Regions from separate parts of the Homo sapiens genome. Here region 1 is linked to region 2. Evidence: read pairs that join two places in POLR2A ChIA-PET (ENCODE). Cell type or tissue: GM12878. All regions are shown on one strand. Each heading gives the region's core, and the rest is flanking DNA. Links, peaks and the distances in the headings are about the cores only. Region 1 overlaps CHD2 (chromodomain helicase DNA binding protein 2). Region 2 overlaps FAM174B (family with sequence similarity 174 member B).

Region 1 (9,022 bases), core at 4,119-8,118, 290 kb before region 2:
TTTCTCTCATACCTCCCATACCTTTCTCATAACCAAACCTAAACAGATGATCAACGATGTAATAAATAATGAGCAAAATTCTAAAAGACAGAACTGGCGTGACAGTTCTGAGATAAACTTATTAAGCTGAGATAAAATAAGATAAAATTCAGTTGACAAATTCCCCTGCTGGTGTTGGGGGGTAAGTACAATGTCCTAGGCCAGAGGTTGGCAAACTTTTTCTGTAAATGGCCAGAGAGTAAATATTTTAGGCTCTGCCAGCCAAGAGGCAAAATGGGGACCAATGTATAGGTCCTTACATAATGAAAGAAAATAAATTTTCACAAATTTTTTTAAATAATTCAAAATGAAATAATCAGGTACATTTACTGCAATATATATCTACTAATGAGAACAGAATTGTTTTTGAGGGGATAACATTTCACTTAATTGGAGTTCAAATTTAGTGCTCTCTATCCTTAAACTGTAAATTAGAAATGTTCATCTATAAAAACTATTCTTAGCTCACAGGCCATATGAAAATAGGTGGTGGATGAAATTTGGCCCAAAGGGCATAGTTTGCTGAGTCCATTCTAAGCAATACTACAAGGAGGTAATTTTCCCTGGGGCCTGTCTTCTGACTCCCTTTTCCTGTCATCACTATCTTAGGCTGCCATCTGTCTTATCAAAAATTAGCATAATTTGCTGCTATTTCAGCCTACCTCCTTCTCTACACAATCAGATTATTTGTTTAATGTTATATAGATTTTATGAACAAGGTAATAAACCACTCAAGTATGCTTTAAGCCAGGCAAACAGTGTTTTAAACAATTTGTTCTCCCAAAAAGAGACTGTACCCTGGCCAAACATATAAGGAGTTTTACTAAAAGCGGAAGACATGTTTGCCCCACGATAGCCAGTCTGCGAAGAAAGAAGCAGTAAGACCTGCAATGTAGGCTGGCTGAAAGTGAACCACAGATATCTAAAACGCAGAATCAAAACACAATGCATCTCATTAAAGCTCTCATTTCAGCACGACATTATCCTTCCCAATCTACAGCAGATTAAGCTCATCCCAAGTAGAGATCTTAAGCAAACAGTGCACCTTCTGGGGACAGGTCTTCTGGCTTTTACTTTTTTTTGTTCTGGCTCACTCTCTGCACTGGTGCCTTGTTCCTGTTCATCTTCTGAGGGTTCCTGTTTCCATTTTTCTCTGTGATCAAAAGCAAAACAAAGTAATTTTTTTCTAAAAGAATCCTTCAAGATAAATAATCCGACAAAACCAATTTCAATTTTACTATCCAAAGGGCAGAACATGCACATTTTAGACATGCTAAAAGAGATTCTAGCTCCATTTAAACTTGAATTGTGATCCTTCCTGGACTACATAATATCGATTCCTATTTTATCTCCAGTAACAAAAATAAATAAAAATGGATATATATGTACTTTTTTCATTTACTACTCTTATTGACAAGATTGAAACCATAACATGCACAAGATCAGTGCTTCCAAAATTTTAAAATGTTATCAGGACCACCTAAAGGGCTTGTTAAAAAAGATTTCTGGGCCAAGTGAGATGGTCCATGCCTGTAATCTCAGCACTTTGGGAGGCCAAGGTGGGAGTTTCACTTGAGTCCAGGAGCTCAAGACCAAGCTGAGCAATACAAGACACCTCTCCAGAAAAATTAAAGTTAAAATTTTAAAATTGAGCCAGGCCTGGTGGAGCATGTCTACAGTCCTAGTTACTAAGGAGGCTGAGGAGGCGGAAGGATCACTTGAACCCAGGAGTTTGAGGTTGCAGTCAGCTGTGATTTTGCCACTGTACTCCACCCTAGGCGGTTAAGAGTGAAACCCTGCCCCTATCTGCCCCTCCTCCATCAAAAAAAAAAAGATTTCTGGGCCCTAGTCAGAGCTCCTGATGCAGTAGGTCTCAGTTGAGGCCTAAAAAATATGAATTTCAACAAATTCAAGTAATGCTGATACTGGGTAGAAACTCTGAGAACCACTATACTAGATATTTTAAGTCTCTAGAATACATTTAAGGAAACAGTCCCTAAAATTATTTTTCAACAATAAACCTATCATATAACTAATCTGTTCAGCTAAAGATGTAGTTTTTAATAATTATTAGATACAGTAGATGTTCCTTTGCTCCTTGAATTCTTAGAAGGCTTGAAAGAGCCATAACCTACAGGCGTCCTACTATCCCAAACAGTTTTAGTTTACTTGAAAATCCAACAAGATATTGCAGGGACCCCACTCATTTCTCACCTACAGAGAAGAGGGAAGAAACATGTAATAGCTGCTAGGCATGAAATACCTAGGAAAAAACTGACAGGCAAGTGCCTGGGGCTTCTCTGTAAATCAAACAATTACCAATTTGCCTATGGGTCACTTTATAGGGAATGAGGTCATACTAAAGACAACAGCTACAACAAGACAAATGTCAAATCAATATTCTTCATGGGAGAACAGGTCAAGTAATGGTGAAAGCTTATTGAAAGGAGGTGGCTGATGTGCAGATTGAGAACCTTCCTAAAAGCTACAACGGTCACCCTAAACCTGAATTGGTGGAGACCTTAGGGGGAAAAAACAACAATTCAGGCCTTCCACGGACGGTCAGTGGAGCAATTTTATGAATATTATTCAACTTCTACTAGCACTGCGTGTTTCCATATGCATTTCCCCAGTAGATGGGTCCTTGTACACCAAGACTTTTTGTTCGTCTTTGTACCAGAGTTTAGCCAAAGTCAGGCAAATGGAGATGTTTCTTTGTTAGGTTAAAAAAAAAAAAATCAATGAAAGAATGCGCAATTAGTCTATCAGTCAGACGGGTAGGGGTGCTTCTGGTAAGACAGAAAGGCCTGTTAGTATTGCCTAATATCCTTCAGTCTCTTTAAAACAAAGACCTTCGTATATACACTCTGGACACTGGTCTAATTCTGCTTCCCCGGAGCATAGTACAATAAATGTTTGCTAAGAATCCAAGGAATATAAGGTGATCACCAGGAAGGAAGAAAGGAAGATGTTTACAGTAAGTGGGAGACCAGCATGAGTCTGCAGTCTCCCTCAGACCAAGTCCACAACAGTTTACCCCTCAGAGGGGGCTTACACAGTCAAACTGGAGAGAAGTAGAAGCATGCTTGAAGGAATATGAACAGCTAGTCCTTCAGATAAGAAAGATTCACCAATAAATTCTAATTACCATATCTCCCCCAGGAATTGAGAACCTAAACCAGGGCCACCAATGAGGTCCACTTCTATAAGTATAGCAGACAGCAAACACAGAGAATGGATGTGTTGAGGCTAGAGTTTTCCAGTTAGATTACAGATTTACAGACTTATGAACAACCAGGAGGACTTAGAATCTCCCAATATAAGAATGCAAAAAAGGTCGGGCGCGGTGGCTCACGCCTGTAATCCCAGCACTTTGGGAGGCCGAGGCGGGCGGATCACGAGGTCAGTAGATTGAGACCATCCTGGCTAACGTGGTGAAACCCCGTATCTACTAAAAATACAAAACAATTAGCCAGGCGTGGTGGCGGGCGCCCGTAGTCCCAGCTACTCTGGAGGCTGAGGCAGGAGAATGGCGTGAACCCGGGAGGTGGAGCTTACAGTGGGCCGAGATCGGGCCACTGCACTCCAGCCTAGGTGACAAAGCGAGACTCTGTTCTCAAAAAAAAAAAAAAGAAAGAAAGAAAGAAAAAAAAAACTTAGCAAATCAACTAGTCCAAAGTTCTCCTCCCAGAGAAGGAAACTGAAGTGCAGTGAGGAAATGAGTTGCTTGGCCATATCACCAACCCTCAGCCCTGCTACTTTCAATCATAACTCACTGAGGACCAAAGAATCAGGAAACATTAAAGCCAGGCTTACACGTCCTGGGAGTATTTGAAAAACTCAAGGTTTAAAAGGCCTAAGTGTGTGTGTATGTATATTTGAAATTGGTTGGATTCTTTCACGTTTTCTTTTCATTTTCAAGAACGAGAAAAAAGATAGTAAGGACCAGCAATACTAAGTCACTGTGAAGAATGGGTGAAGTGAAAAAAGTGACTGAGCTGTTACAAAGAAATTACTTCCCAACCCTACAGATGTATAAGGCTCTCCCACATGTGAAACTGCTGTCCTCTCCTACATTACTGGCCTCTTATAAAATGCAAATCTTATCAAGACTCCACCACTAAGCCATACATTGTAAGTCAGTCTACAATAAAGAATAGTTTAAGATATGAGATCGTGAGCAAAAAATGTCTATCAAAGGAAACTTACAATATCCAGCTTTAGAGGCCATTAACAGAGTCCCCCCTAGATACTGTAAAAACACATAATTCAACTAAATTTTTCCCGAAATTTTGAGAACTAGGGAGAAAAATACCAAGATTTAGCCAAGAGGCCCCAAGGCAATGTAAATAGACATGGAAAAAGTCAAAATGCAATTTAAATGTGTATAGTTTTCTTCCTTTATTGGGAAAAGGTGGTTGGCTAGACACAAATCCTAAGACAGACAAATCAAATCTAATCAACTGTAAAGTAGGAAATGAACAAAAGCTACTTTTAAATATAATGAGCCAGAACTTTGACCAAGAGTTGGTAAGGCTTGCTATTAACTGTCTGTAAAAAAGAAAACTCCTTTTTCCTCCACTTAGAAGACATCTGGAAGAGGGAAGTAGCTACTTTTGTTTCCTCAGTCTTCAGTAGATTTCCCCAAGAAAGCATGCTTTTGAAAAAAAAATTCCAATGATCAACAGAAATCTGAGGCTAATAGGGATTCCCTTCCACTGTGTTACAGGTATGTGACAATCTCCAATTCAAAACACTGGAAAAGGGCCGGGCACAGTGGCTCATGCCTGTAATCCCAACACTTTGGGAGGCCATGGTGGGAGGATGGCTTGAACCAAGGAGTTCAAGGCCAGCCTGGGCATCAGAGTGAGACCCAGCCTTTACAAAAAATTAAGAAATTAGCTTGGTGTGGTGGTGTGCGCCTGCAGTCCCAACTACTCAGGAGGCTAAGGTGGGAGAATCACTTGAGCCCAGGAGGTCAAAGCTGCAGTGAGCTGTGAATGTGCTACTGCACTGCACTCCCACCTGGTAAGAATAAAACGCCGTCTCAAAAACAAAAACAAAACAAAACCACCAGGACCAGAAGTCAACAAAAATCTTATACAACACTGCGCAATTTGGATAACATTAAGAGGTAATGCATGAAAAAAAGAGTTTAATCAAAACAGCATCTGAGTTGGTTAAAAAAAGTTCAATGTTTTGTTTGTTTGTATGACTCTAAGTCAGAGATTACAATCTCAAATACTCACAGGGGCCAGATGAGAACTGCAAACAAGGCAAAATGGAGAACTCCTGGTCCATCACTGTTACATAAGCCAGCATTACCAAATTTTCTCAAAAGAAGCTAAAAACACAGATTGTTATGCACTCTCAATTAAATGATGCTAACTAATTTAAAAATATTTTAAATATTGTGCAGGTCCATTGTGCTGTATAACTTCTTCTAAGCTTTAAAAGTATGAATACAGCTGGATGTGGTTGTACGTGCCTACAGTCCCAGCTACTGGGGAGACTGAAGCAAGAGGATCACTTGAGCTCAGGAGTTCAAGGTTGCAGTGAGCTATGGCCACACATGTGCACCAATAGAGGAAGACCCTGTCTCTTTAACTTAAAAAAAAAAAAAAAAAGGGGCCGGGCGCGGTGGCTCATCTTATAAGCCCAGCACTTAGGGAGGCTGAGGCGGGTGGATCACCTGAGGTCAGGAGTTCAAGACCAGCCTGGGCAACATGGTGAAACCCCATGTCTATTAAAAATACAAAAATCAGCTGGGCACAGTGGCGCATGCCTGTAATCCCAGCTACTCAGGAGGATGAGGCAGGAGAATCACTTGAGTCACAGTGAGCTGAGATTGCGCCATCGTACTCCAGCCTGGGCGACAGAGCGAGAGTCCATCCCAAAAAATAAAAACCTAATACAAATCGTGACGGGGTAATTGGTCTCTTCGTAATTCTGCAAAGAACACAGTCCCTTGCAAGACTGCATTCTTCAAAAACATCAATGTCCTAAAAGCAAAAGAAGGCTGTGAAAGTGCTCCCAATTAAAGAAATCAGACATGTCCTTTGTAAGGACATGGATGAAGCTAGAAACCATCATTCTGAGCAAACTATCGCAAGGACAGAAAACCAAACACCGCACGTTCTCACTCATAGGTGGGAATTGAACAATGAGAACACTTGGACACAGGGTGGGGAACATCACACACTGTGGCCTGTCATGGGGTGGGGGGGAGGGGGAAGGGTCAGCATTAGGAGATATACCTAATGTAAATGACGAGTTAACGGGTGCAGCACACCAACATGACACATGTATACATATGTAACAAACCTGCACATTGTGCACATACACCCTAGAACTTAAAGTACAATTAAAAAAAAAAAAAAAGATGTGCAACTAATTGTATGTAACTGACCCTAAACTAGATCCTGTAGTAGAGATGGAAAAATATTATGAAAGACTTTATTGGGTTAATTGACAAAACTGAAATATGAATCAGACAAAAGTACATCAGCAGCCAGGTGCGGTGGCTCAAGCCTGCAATCCCAGCACTCTGGGAGGCCAAGACAGGCTGATAACGAGGTCAAGAGACTGAGACCATCCTGGCCAACATGGTGAAACCCCGTCTCTATTAAAAATAGAAAAAATTAGCTGGACGTGGTGGCGCACGCCTGTAGTCCCAGCTACTCGGGAGGCTAAGGCAGGAGAATTGCTTGAACCCCGGAGGCGGAGGCTGCAGTGAGCCGAGATTGCGCCACTGTACCCCAGCCTGGCGACAAAGCCAGACTGCGTCTCAAAAAAAAAAAAAAAAAAGTACGTCAGCAATGTTTTAAATCTAAGTTGAATCTGTACTGTACTGTGCTTATAAAAGAGAAAATCCTTATTTTTAAGAAATACACCTTACATATTTAAGGTAAAGGGATAAAAGGTAAAATTTTATGAATTTTAGTCTCAAATAGTTCATAAAAAACATTATGTTTGTATATATATAAATATACACAGGCTGGGTGCAGTGGCTCACGTATGCTAATCCCAACACTTTTGGAGAGCAAGGTGAGAGGATAACTTGAGGCCAGGAGTTTGAGAACAGCCAGGGCAACGTAGTGAGACCTCTATGTCTACAAAAATACAAAATCAGGCATGGTGGTGCACGCCTGTCGTCCCAGCTACTTGGGAGGCTGAGGTAGGAGGATCACTTGAGCTCAGGAGATTGAGGCTGCAGAGAGCCAAGGTTGCACCACTGCACTCTAGCCTAGGTGACAGAGCAAGACCCTCTCTCTTAAATAAACAGCACCCATAATAATAAAGCAAATGGAGGAAAAATGGTAATCTGGGTAAAGTATATAAGGTGTCCTTTGTACTGCACTTTTATTCTTGCAACTTTCCTAAAGTTTGGAATTAATTTTTTTAAACCAATTTTACAAAATGGTCCCTTTTTAAAAACTCTAAAATGTGTGAATAAAATCTGCAGGGTTTCAGAAAAGCATTTCTTTGTGCCAATATTTCAAACCTTTCACTCTCTGAGTGAGTCTGAATTCTGAAATGCATGTGACCACACATTAGGTTATGTTACACTTGCTCAGCTTGGATCACAGAAGGCTCCTAAAGTGCCTTGCAACTTGAGTGTCAGCAGCTACAAGACCTCCCCTAATTAATCTTTCAGGAATCTCAACTGGTGACTCAGGAGAAGAGCTCTCTGTAAATCCACAATACTCACCAGCTGGCCAGAGAATAGCAGAAACGAAGGCTAGCCCAGTGCCCAAACACAGGAACATGAGGGGAACTATCTCAGCCCAAGGCAGTTCCTATGAACAGCCCTAGGGTAGGGAAGCAATATGAAAAAGAAGACAGATCCCACTCTGCAAGGAACTAAGAGGTTCTACTCAGGAAAAGAAAGGTCCATATATGCTACTGAAGGTTGCCAACTTTGGGGAATTCTTAAGACTGATAAGTGGCGGGGCACAGTGGCTCACACCTGTAATCCTAGGAGACCGAGGCTGGAGGACTGCTTGAGCTCAGGAGGTTGAAACCAGCCTGAGAAACATAGTGAGACCCCATCTATACAATAAATTTTTAAAAACTTAGCTGGGCATGATAGCACATGCCTGTAGTCCCAGCTACTCGAGTGGCTTAGGTGGGTCAATTAAGTCCAGCAAGCCAAGGCTGCAGTGAGCTGAGATCAAGCCACTGCACTCCAGCCTGAGCAACAGAGTGAGACCCTGTCTCAAAACAAAACAAAACAAAAAGGCTGACAAGACTATGAGCCAGTAACCAGAGTAAGCGCAATGTATTATACAGTGACTGAAAAAAACGCTGGCTTCTGCACACACAAATAAGGCCATTAAAATAGGAAGTCAAGAATTCAAGCATAGCACCATTTAACTTGCAGTCAAGAGACCAAAGGAATGTAGCCAGATGGTGAAGTAATGATTACATGCATGGATTTCCCAGGGTGTAATCAAGGTGGACATTTCAGGAAAGATACTCAAAAGGCCATTAGACCAGTAAGCAGATAATAGTCTCCCAAGCAGACCAGGAGACTGGGGCAGAACAAAAGCCTTCTAAGATGCCAAGTGCAGGTTTGCTTACAGTTACTATTTCTCCAAAACACAAATGAAAACTGAATGCGCTCTAGCAGGGCAAAATTAAGTACTTTTCTGTAAGGCTCTGTAATACCCTACATTTATTTAATGTCACAAAATCTTAGCATAGTTTCTAATAATCCTGTTGGGTAGATGGTATTATTTTTTTTTTTGGAGATGAGGAAATGGGTTTTAAAATCTCAAATGACTTGCCTTAGGCCACTTACTAAAGAGTAATAATATTTTACAACAGAGCATATGTACCTAGAGCTCTTAATAGAAGCCATGGACAACTGTTTAACATGAGAACCCCTGAACTGGTATACAAAGTTTTGAATATCTACATTTTTGAGAGAAGCTATAGAATTCAGATTGTCAACGGGATCCACACCCTCTCCAAAAAATGA
Region 2 (9,000 bases), core at 905-4,904:
GCTTATAGACCATAGGCAGATTCAAAGAGGTTTTGATTGGCAGTTGCTTGAAAGAGTTAAGCTTTGTCTGAAGACTTGAAGTCAATAGAAAGGAATGCTTGAGTTAAGATAAGGGGGGTTGTGGAGACCAAGGTTCTTGTTATGTAGATGAAGCCTCCAGGTAGCAGGCTTCAGAGAGAATAGATGGTAAATGCCTCTTTTCAGATCTTAAAAGGTGCCAGACTTTTAGTTAATCTCTCCTAGATCCACCAAAGGCCTAGCTGCATTAATGAAGATTCTCTATAGATGCAAAAATTTTCCCACAAAAGATGGCTTTGCAGGGCCATTTCAAACCATGTCACAGACATTTTTGGGTAAAATTTCATTTCCTTCAGGGCCTGCTGTCTGTCATGTGATGCTACACAGAATCAGGTTGGAATTTGGTATCTTATTGCCACAAAGAGCCTTGTTTTGCCAGTCTTATGATCTCTATTTCATTATTAATGCTGGTCATTTGTGCCTAAACTCCAAAAGGGAGGGGTATAATGTGGCGTGTCTGACCTCCTTTCTTGTCTAGGCCTGGAATTTAGTTTTTCAGGTTTCTCTGGGGTCCTCTTGGCCAGGTCTCTTCAACTGGCTGGGGGGCTTAGAATTTTATTTTTGGCTTATGGCTTGAATGATTCTACTTGGCAGATAAGGAGCCGTCCAATCCCACAGGGGAGCCATGTATTAAAAGCAATGCTAGGTAAACTGAGAAAGGATGGGTCAGGGACCAGAATGGTCTGGGAAGGCATGGTGGAGGAGGAGGACGATTAGGACTTGGCAGGATGGGAGGAAGAAGAGGTTCTTCCAGGACCAGATGGGTGAAGCAAGCTTTGCTGAGGGTAGGGTTTGTGAAATCACTTGGAAATTGTGATGTTGATGACAATAATAGCAACTAGTATTTATTAAGCCCTTACTGTGTAACGGACTCTGTGATAAGCATTTTATATGTTTTCCTCACTCCTATGAGTGGTGCACTGTCAGTCCTGTCGACAAAAAGAGTCAAGCTCTGTAAAATATTTAAAGAGATTTATTCTGAGCCAAATATGAGTGGCCACTGGCCCATGACTCAGCCCTCAGGAGATCCTGAGAACATGTGCCCAAGGTGGTTGGGGTACAGCTTAGTTTTATACATATTAGGGAGACATGAGATATCAAATACATGTAAGATGTACATTGGTTTGGTCCAGAAAGGCAGGATAAGTGGAAGGGGGGATAACTTCCAGGCCATAGGTAGATTCACAGATTTTCTGATTGGCAGTTGGTTGAAAGAGTTAAGTTATTGTCTAAAACTTAGAAATGTCTGGGTTAAGATAAGTGGGTGTGGAGACCAAGGTTTTATTATGCAGGCGAAGCCTCCAGGTGGCAGGCTTTGGAGAGAATAGATTGTAAATGTTTCTTGTCAGACTTAGAGGGTCTATCAATAAATCCAAAAGGGAGGAGGGTAGAATCAGGTATGTCCAACCCCCCACCCTTCCCATCATGGCCTGAATTAGTTTTTCGGGTTAGCTTTGGCACTGCTGAGATTCCAAATTGCTGTCAATAGCCTTGCTGAGAGGAGGGGTTCATTCAGATGGTTGGGGGGCTTAGAATTTCAATTTTGGTTTATCATCCCCATTTCACAGATGAGAAAACCAAGGCTCAGTTGTTGAAGTGTCTTGCTCAAGGATGAGCAGCTGGGGAAGGGGAGGAGTCCGCCTCACCCTTCCCATTGCAGCTGGATTTTGGAAGCCAATTCCAGCTGGAGGACTAGGAGATTTGTAGTGGGTGAGAGGAGCAAATGGAGGATTTTAATACAAGAGTGAAGTAATCACAGGGCTTCTCTAGAAATGTTGGTCCAGATCAGGTTGTACCAAGGATTTACCAAGAATGCATGAATAGTGACGTGGCTGGTGTGGGGGGTGCAGGATGTCTGGGGAGACCCGTGGAAGGTGCTGGAAGGACCACTTGGGAGGACTGGAGGCCTGAATGGATGAAGAGGAGAAAGAGGAAAGTGTCAGGCTGTCCTGAAGGGCATAGAGAAGGGGGGCATTGTGAAGGGGGTGACCAGGCAGGGAAAGGGATAGGTTTGGTGAGGAAGAAGAGGACTCACAGGTGAAACTTGCTCATGAAAACTCCAGCCATGCAGCTGGGCCTTGGGGCTGGGTGGAGGGGCATTGGGAGCATCTGCCTAGAAGGAGTGGGTGGTGAGGACTGACATTCCCACCCTCCCCTACCTGGGTGGCAGGGATAAGTGGTACTGAAAGGGCCCCTTACGACATGTGCCCCAAAGCACTGTGACCTCAGAGTTTCCAGGTGGTGGTCAGGTCCCCTGGGTCCACCAAGGGCCCCTCTGGGTCATCTTGCCGCTGTCCTTGACCCCATGGGGCTGCCCCTAGGGGCTACCTTCTCTGCTTTAAACCTCACTTCCCTTCCCTGGCCCCTTATATAAAAACAAAGCAGAACCAACCCTTTGCAAACACACCCGAGAGCTGGAGGAACAGGTCTTGGGGCATTTGCTGTTGCCGGATTTACTGTGTGCTGCTTTTGTCTTGGAAGAGTAAGCATTGGATTTATCCCTCAGGGACTGAGAGAGGGAAAGAGAAACAGGATGGGGAGCAGATGGAGGCTAAACACTTTAGTGTAATGAAGAAAAACCTGAAGACTTGTCATTGAGCTCTTCAGGGTTGTCTGGCCCATGCTGGATGATCCTCTATGAAGCGTAAGCCCCCAGGGGCACGGTCTGTGCTGTGTGCTGCATGCCCATCCTGGGGTCAACCAACAGTGCTAACACTTGGTTAACCCCAATGGGATGGTGCCCAGGAGGTAGAGGAAGCAGCTAGATTATATAAATAATGGTCAATACTCCTTAGTCATGGTTGAACTGTTGGTGAACAGAGATAAGGAAGGATTTAGTGGAACGTGCATATCATTACATCTCTCTGGGCTCATGATTTTGAGCTGAGTTACTAAATATCACTCATGCTTGGCACGTAGGACCTAATGAACCATGGTCAGAGAACCAAGTCAGAGATGGTAAACTGATGGCCTGGGGCTGAAAAATGTGGCCCACAGACATTTGTTTTGTTTTTTGATCTGCACAGTGTTTTAAAAACTAAGATAGTTGAGAACACTTAAAAGTTAGGAGCCTTTATATAAAAATCTAGATTTCCTCCTTCTTTTGACAGGTGGGGATACATGGAAGTGCAAGACCTCTGTTCCGGGGCAGCCGGGCAGGAGCTTGGTGGCTGCCACTCCACCTAGGCTGGGCAGGGTGCCGCTATTTGTGCCTTTTTGACTTGAAGACAGAGTATTGTCCACCACTTGTCACTGTTGTTTGTTCCCTTGTTTAGGTCTCAGCAGTCCTGCTGCTCTGGTTTCTTTTGTCTACAAGGCCTTGGGGCATTTGAGTTATTGACCTGGTATGTTGAGCCATGGTGCTTGACTGGTGACTGGGTGCTGGGTGCTGGAACTGAGGGGCTGCAGCGTGGTGGGGAGGGGGTGCCCTAGGACAGGGGTGAGGCGAGGGTGCATCCAGGGTCTCCCCAGCCTCTGTGTTGGGGAGGGTTCTGCCGGAGCTGGATGGTGTTGGAGCTTGGCTGCTGGAGATCTGGAGGCTCTTGCTGCACTAGAGGAAAATGCTTTTGCCTCATGTGACTTATTTGTCTGAAGTGGCCCATCTGCAGTGGAGTAAGATGAGATTTCTATCACACCGGTGTTTGCCTCTCAGTGGCTTGTCGAAAATGCTCTAGGTGGAAGGTGTCGGGTGGAGCTCAGAGGGCTGTGCCCAGGGCAGAAAGGGAGGTAGGCTGGTTATTGGGAATGTGTCTTGGTGGCAGGCCATGGTGGTGAGACCCTGGCTAGCCTGTTGATTGTCCAGGGGCCTCCAACACCTGCTTCCTTACAGGGTGGGGCAGAGGCTAGGGCTGAAGAGTGGGTTCTGAGTCATGTTCTTCATTTCTTCAAGTGTAGCTGGTTTTCTGGGGGAAGCTCTGTTACTTCTTATGTCCTGAGGAGGAGGTGCAGCGTAGAGCTCAGAGGGTAAAAGCGAAACAGGTCTGTGTCCTCAGAGCATTGGAGGGACCGCTTGGCTCAGGGTCGCCTGCTAGTCCTCCTGTCTACACTGGCGGCACCTGTGTGCTTCAGTCTTCCTCTCCCATGATCCATTTTCATTTTCTTGATTACTTTTTCCAAATGTCAGAGTTCACGTGTGCTGTTCATTGACAAGTAATATGGTTTTGGCAGAACGCTGGTCCTTGGGCTACAGAACTACTTTAGTGGGCTTAAAAATGGAAACAGCCCACTATTTCCATTTCCTCCAGGTGGAGGAAAGGTTTGAGTCACTGAGTTTGGGTTCTGAAGTCACCAGGATAGCCGGGCAAAGCCACATGGAGTCAGCCATGGGTGGGCCCTGGGAGAAGGGTCTCCTGCCAGAGGGGCAGCCTGACACAGACTTACTCCATTTCAAAATTTATTTTAATGATTTACATTGAATTGTATTTATATACTTGGTTTTAAATTAGGTCATATATTCACATGGTTCAAAATTCACAAAGAACAAAAGAGCATATAGCAAAAAGTATTCTTACCTTTTAGCCACACAGTTTTCTTCACTTTGTGTTGTCAATTTCTTGTCAAATCTTTCCAGGGAGATTTTATAAATATAGAAGCAAGTGAGTGTAATATATACATGCATACACACACACACACACACACACACACACACACATTCCTTCCCTATTTCTTATAATGACTTTGGTGAGATATAACTTATATACTATATTCACTCATTTAAAGTGTCCAACCCAGCCAGGCATGGTGGCTCATGCCTGTAATCCTAGCACTTTGGGGGCCAAGATGGGAGGATTGCTTGATGCCAGGAGTTTGGACCAGCCTGGTCAACATAGCCAGACCCCACCTCTCTTAAAAAAAAAAAACAAATAAAGTGTCCAACTCAATGGTTTTTAGTATATTTACAGAGTTGTGCATCTATCACTGAAATCAATTTTAGAATACATTCATCACTCCAGACTGAAACCATGAATCCATAGTAGTTAATCTCTATGTGTCTCTGAATTTTCTTTCTGTGTATAGATTTCCCTTTTCTGGTCTTTCATATACATGGGACCATACAATGTGTGGTCTTTTGTGAATAGCTTATTTTATTTAGTACAGTGTTTTCAGGGTTCATCTATGTGTGGCATGTGTCATTTCTTTTTATTGCCGTTATGTTCCATCGAATGGGTATACCATCTTTTATTTACCCATTCATCAATAGATAGATATTGTAGTAGCCTGTTCTCAGGGGCTGCTATAAGGAACTGCCTGAGACTGGGAAATTTATGAAGGAAAGAGGTTTAATTGCCTCACAGTTAAACCTGCATGGCAGGAGAGGCCTCAGGGAACTTATAATCATGGCGGAAGAGGAAGCAAACATGTCCTCATGGTGGCAGGAGAGAGAAGTGCAAAGTGGATTGGGGAAAATCCCCTTATAAAACCATCAAATCTTGTGAGAACTCACTATCATGAGAACAGCATGGGGGAACCACCCCCATAATCTAATCACCTCCCACAAGGTCCCTCTCACAACACATGGGGATTATGGGAACTACAATTCAAGATGAGCTTTGGGTGGGGACACAGCCAAACCATATCAGGTATTTAAGTTGTTTCCTTTTTGGGGCTATTATGAATAATGCTGCTCTGAACAAGTATATGAGTTTTTGTGTGGACATGTATTTTGATGGCTCTTGGGAATATACACCTAGGAGTGGAATTGCTGGGTCATATGATAACTCCATGTTTAACCTTTTGACAAACTGCCAAATGGTTTTCCAAATTGCTGTACTAGTTTACATCTCACTAGAAGTGTATGAGGGTTATGATTTCTTATATCCTCACCAACATTTGTTATTGTCTGTCTTTTTGCTTATAGCCATCCTAAGGTATAAAGTGGTATCTCGTTGTGTGTTTAATTTGCAATGCATTGATGGCTAGTCATGTTGACCTTGTTTGCCTTCGTGTATTGTGCATTTGTAAATCTTCTTTTGAGAACTGTCTATTCAGGTCTTTTGCCCATTTTACATTGGGTTATTTGTCTTTTTATTATTGATGGGTAAGAGTTCTTCATATATTCTACATAAAAATACTTTGATCAGATGTATAGTTTGCAAGTGATTCCTCCCATTCTATGGGGGTGTCTTTTCACTTTCTTGATTATATTCTTTGAAGCACAAAAGTTTTAAATTTTGATGAGTCCAATTTATCTAGTTTTTTCTTTTGTTGCTTTTGCTTCTGGTGTCATATTTAATAAGCCATTGTCTAATCTAGTGTCGCAAAGATTTATGCTATTTTTTTCTAAAAATTTAGCTCTTACATATAAGTCTTACATACTTATATGTAAGTTCCATTTTGAGGTAATTTTTGTATATTGTGTGAGTTAATTTTTTTAGATGATTTATAGGAGTCCAACTTTATTCTTTTGCATGTGGATATCTTTTCTATCTCTTACACATACACTATGCTTTTTACCTTGCTTTATAAAAATATCTTGTGTGTCTGAGTGGTTATTCCTAAAAAGCTCTTCATTCATTTATATAGGTGCTTAGTGTTCATTATATGGATGTAACATAATTTATTTAATCAGTCTTCTGTTAATGGGCATGTAGGTGTCATTTCACACATGTGGAAACATACCTGTAGGACAAATTCCTAGAAATGGAATTGCCGACTAAGGGCTATACCTTTTGTAACTGATGGATATTGTCACACTGCTCTCTGTATATGTTGTAACAATTTACATGTCCACAAACAAGTAATGAGAGAGTGTTTCTGTACATCCTTGCCAACAGTGTGTTTTCAGACATTTCTATTTTTGCTAAATTAATAGGTGAAAAATTGAATCTCTGTGAAGATCAAAATTACATTTATCTTATTGAAAGTGAGATTGGACATTTTTTCATAGTTAAGAATGCGGAGCCATTTAGGTTTGTGTGTGTGTGTGTGTGTGTGAACTGCCTGTGTTATGTTCTTTACCAGTTTTTCAATTAGATTATTGATCTTTTTTATTGGTTTTTAGGGACTATATATATATTAAGGAGATTAAATTTTAAAACATTTATAATATGTTAGCCAGGCGCGGTGGCTCATGCCTGTAATCCCAGCACTTTGGGAGGCTGAGGCGGGTGGATCACTTGAGGTCAGGAGTTCAAAACCAGCCTAGCCAACATGGTGAAACCCCATCTCTACTAAAAATACAAAAATTGGCTGAGTGTGGTGGTGTGTGCCTGTAATCCCAGCTACTTGGGAGGCTGAGGCAGGATAAACACTTTAACCTGGGAGGCAGAGGTTGCAGTGAGCCAAAATCATGCCACTGCACTCCTGGGTGACAGAGTGAGACTGTGTCTTAAAAAAAAACAAAAACCAAAAAACAAAAACCAAAATTTATGATGAGTTGGAAATAGTTCTCCCAGTATATCATTTCCTTTGACTTTTTTTTTTTTTTTTTTTTTTTTTTTTTTTTGAGATGGAGTCTCACTTTGTCATCCAGGCTGTAGTGCAGTGGCACGATCTCCACTCACTGCAACCTATGTCTCATGGGCTCAAGCAATTCTCTTGCCTCAGCCTCCCGAATAGCTGGGATGACAGGTGCCCACCACCATGCCCGGCTAATTTTTGTATTTTTGGTAGAGATGGGGTTTCACCATGTTAGCTAGGCTGGTCTCGAACTCCTGACCTCAGGTGATCTGCCCACCTCAGCCTCCCAAAGTGCTGGGATTACAAGTGTGAGCCACTGCTCCCCGCCTATTTACCTTGACTTTAAGACATTTTTATGTGTTTACATTTATCATCCTTTTTTAAAAAAATGGATTTTGGATTTCTCCCATGTTTTCTTCTAGTACTTCTATGGTTTTATTTTCTACATTTAAGTCTGATCCGTCTAATTTATGCTGATACAAAGTGTGAGATATGGGTGGTTATCAACAAAATATTTAATGAGTTACCTTTTTCTCACTCATTTGAAATGCCATCTTTATCCTATACTAGATTCCAGTGTGTATTTGGGTGTATTTCTGGACTTTCTATTCTGCTATAGCATCTGATTGTTAGTGTGGGATGCCACTGTGTATTAGTCTGTTCTTGCACTGCTATAAAGAAATACCTGAGACTGGGTATTGGCTAATGGTTCAGCATGCTGTACAGGAAGCATAGCAGCTTCTGCTTCTGGGGAGGCCTCAGGAAGCTTCCAATCATGGTGGAAGGCAAAGGGGAGCAGGCACTCACATGGTGGGAGCAGGAGCAAGAGAAAGAGCAAGGCGGGAGGTATCACCCACTTTTAAACCACCAGATCTCTCAGGCACTCACCCACTCACTATCATAAGAACAGCGCGAAGAGGATGGTGCCAAACCGTTCATGAAGGCCCACCCCCATGATCCAGTCACCTTCCACCAGGCCCCACCTCCAGCACTGGGGATTACAGTTCAACATGAGATTTGGTTGGGGACACAGTTCCAAACCTTATCACACTGTGTTCAGTTATTGTAGTTTTACAGCATGTTTTACTAATCTAACTCCTTTATAGAATTTTCATGGCTATTCCATTCTTGCTGCTTCTCCCATCCTCATGAATTTTGGAATCAGCTCATTTAGATCCCCAGCAGAAATTGGTCGGTATCTTACTGCATTTCACTGAGCTTGCAGATTAATTTAGATGGCTTGAAATCTTTATGAGATTGAAACTTCCTAGTCAGAGGCGCAGCGTGCCCTCCTTCTGTTGACACAAGCTTGTTTTGGTTGCTTTTGGTTATCGCGGGAGCTGGCTGGCAACCAAAAGAACTTGCAGGGGCACCTCTGGGTCCTGAGAAGTGTCTGTTGAATGCCGAGTCGTAGGGTTGGGGCACATCCAGAGGTCCGAGGTGAGTTCCTACCCTCTTGTTGGAGTGTGAAGGGCTCATGTTGTGGAGTGTGATGCATCTGGATTCGAGCTCTGCTTGCTTCCT

The links. ChIA-PET counts read pairs that join two places held together with the same protein. Peaks named below come from ENCODE experiments on the same cell type or tissue, not always from the same donor. Only the 100,000 strongest peaks of a DNase experiment are listed, where the experiment ranks them.
Region 1: POLR2A ChIA-PET joins it to region 2 with 7 read pairs; 3 of 35 experiments call an interaction of 5 or more read pairs at or near these places.

The regions. Positions count from the first base shown.
Region 1 is chr15:92,929,688-92,938,709 of GRCh38, reverse strand. It overlaps CHD2 (chromodomain helicase DNA binding protein 2), which reads right to left. Exons shown (of 39, transcript NM_001271.4): 6 at 1,085-1,192. Among named protein-coding and RNA genes, the nearest start is that of MIR3175, 30 kb to the right of the region's middle. In GM12878, for the core only: no CTCF peak of the experiment used is centred there; no DNase peak of the experiment used is centred there.
Region 2 is chr15:92,639,074-92,648,073 of GRCh38, reverse strand. All of the region lies in intron 1 of FAM174B (family with sequence similarity 174 member B), which reads left to right. Among named protein-coding and RNA genes, the nearest start is that of FAM174B, 12 kb to the left of the region's middle. RefSeq lists enhancers at 1-549, 2,890-3,669, 3,931-4,050, 3,670-4,450, 8,345-8,444. In GM12878, for the core only: no CTCF peak of the experiment used is centred there; no DNase peak of the experiment used is centred there; H3K4me3 peaks cover 367 bases; H3K27ac peaks cover 1,446 bases.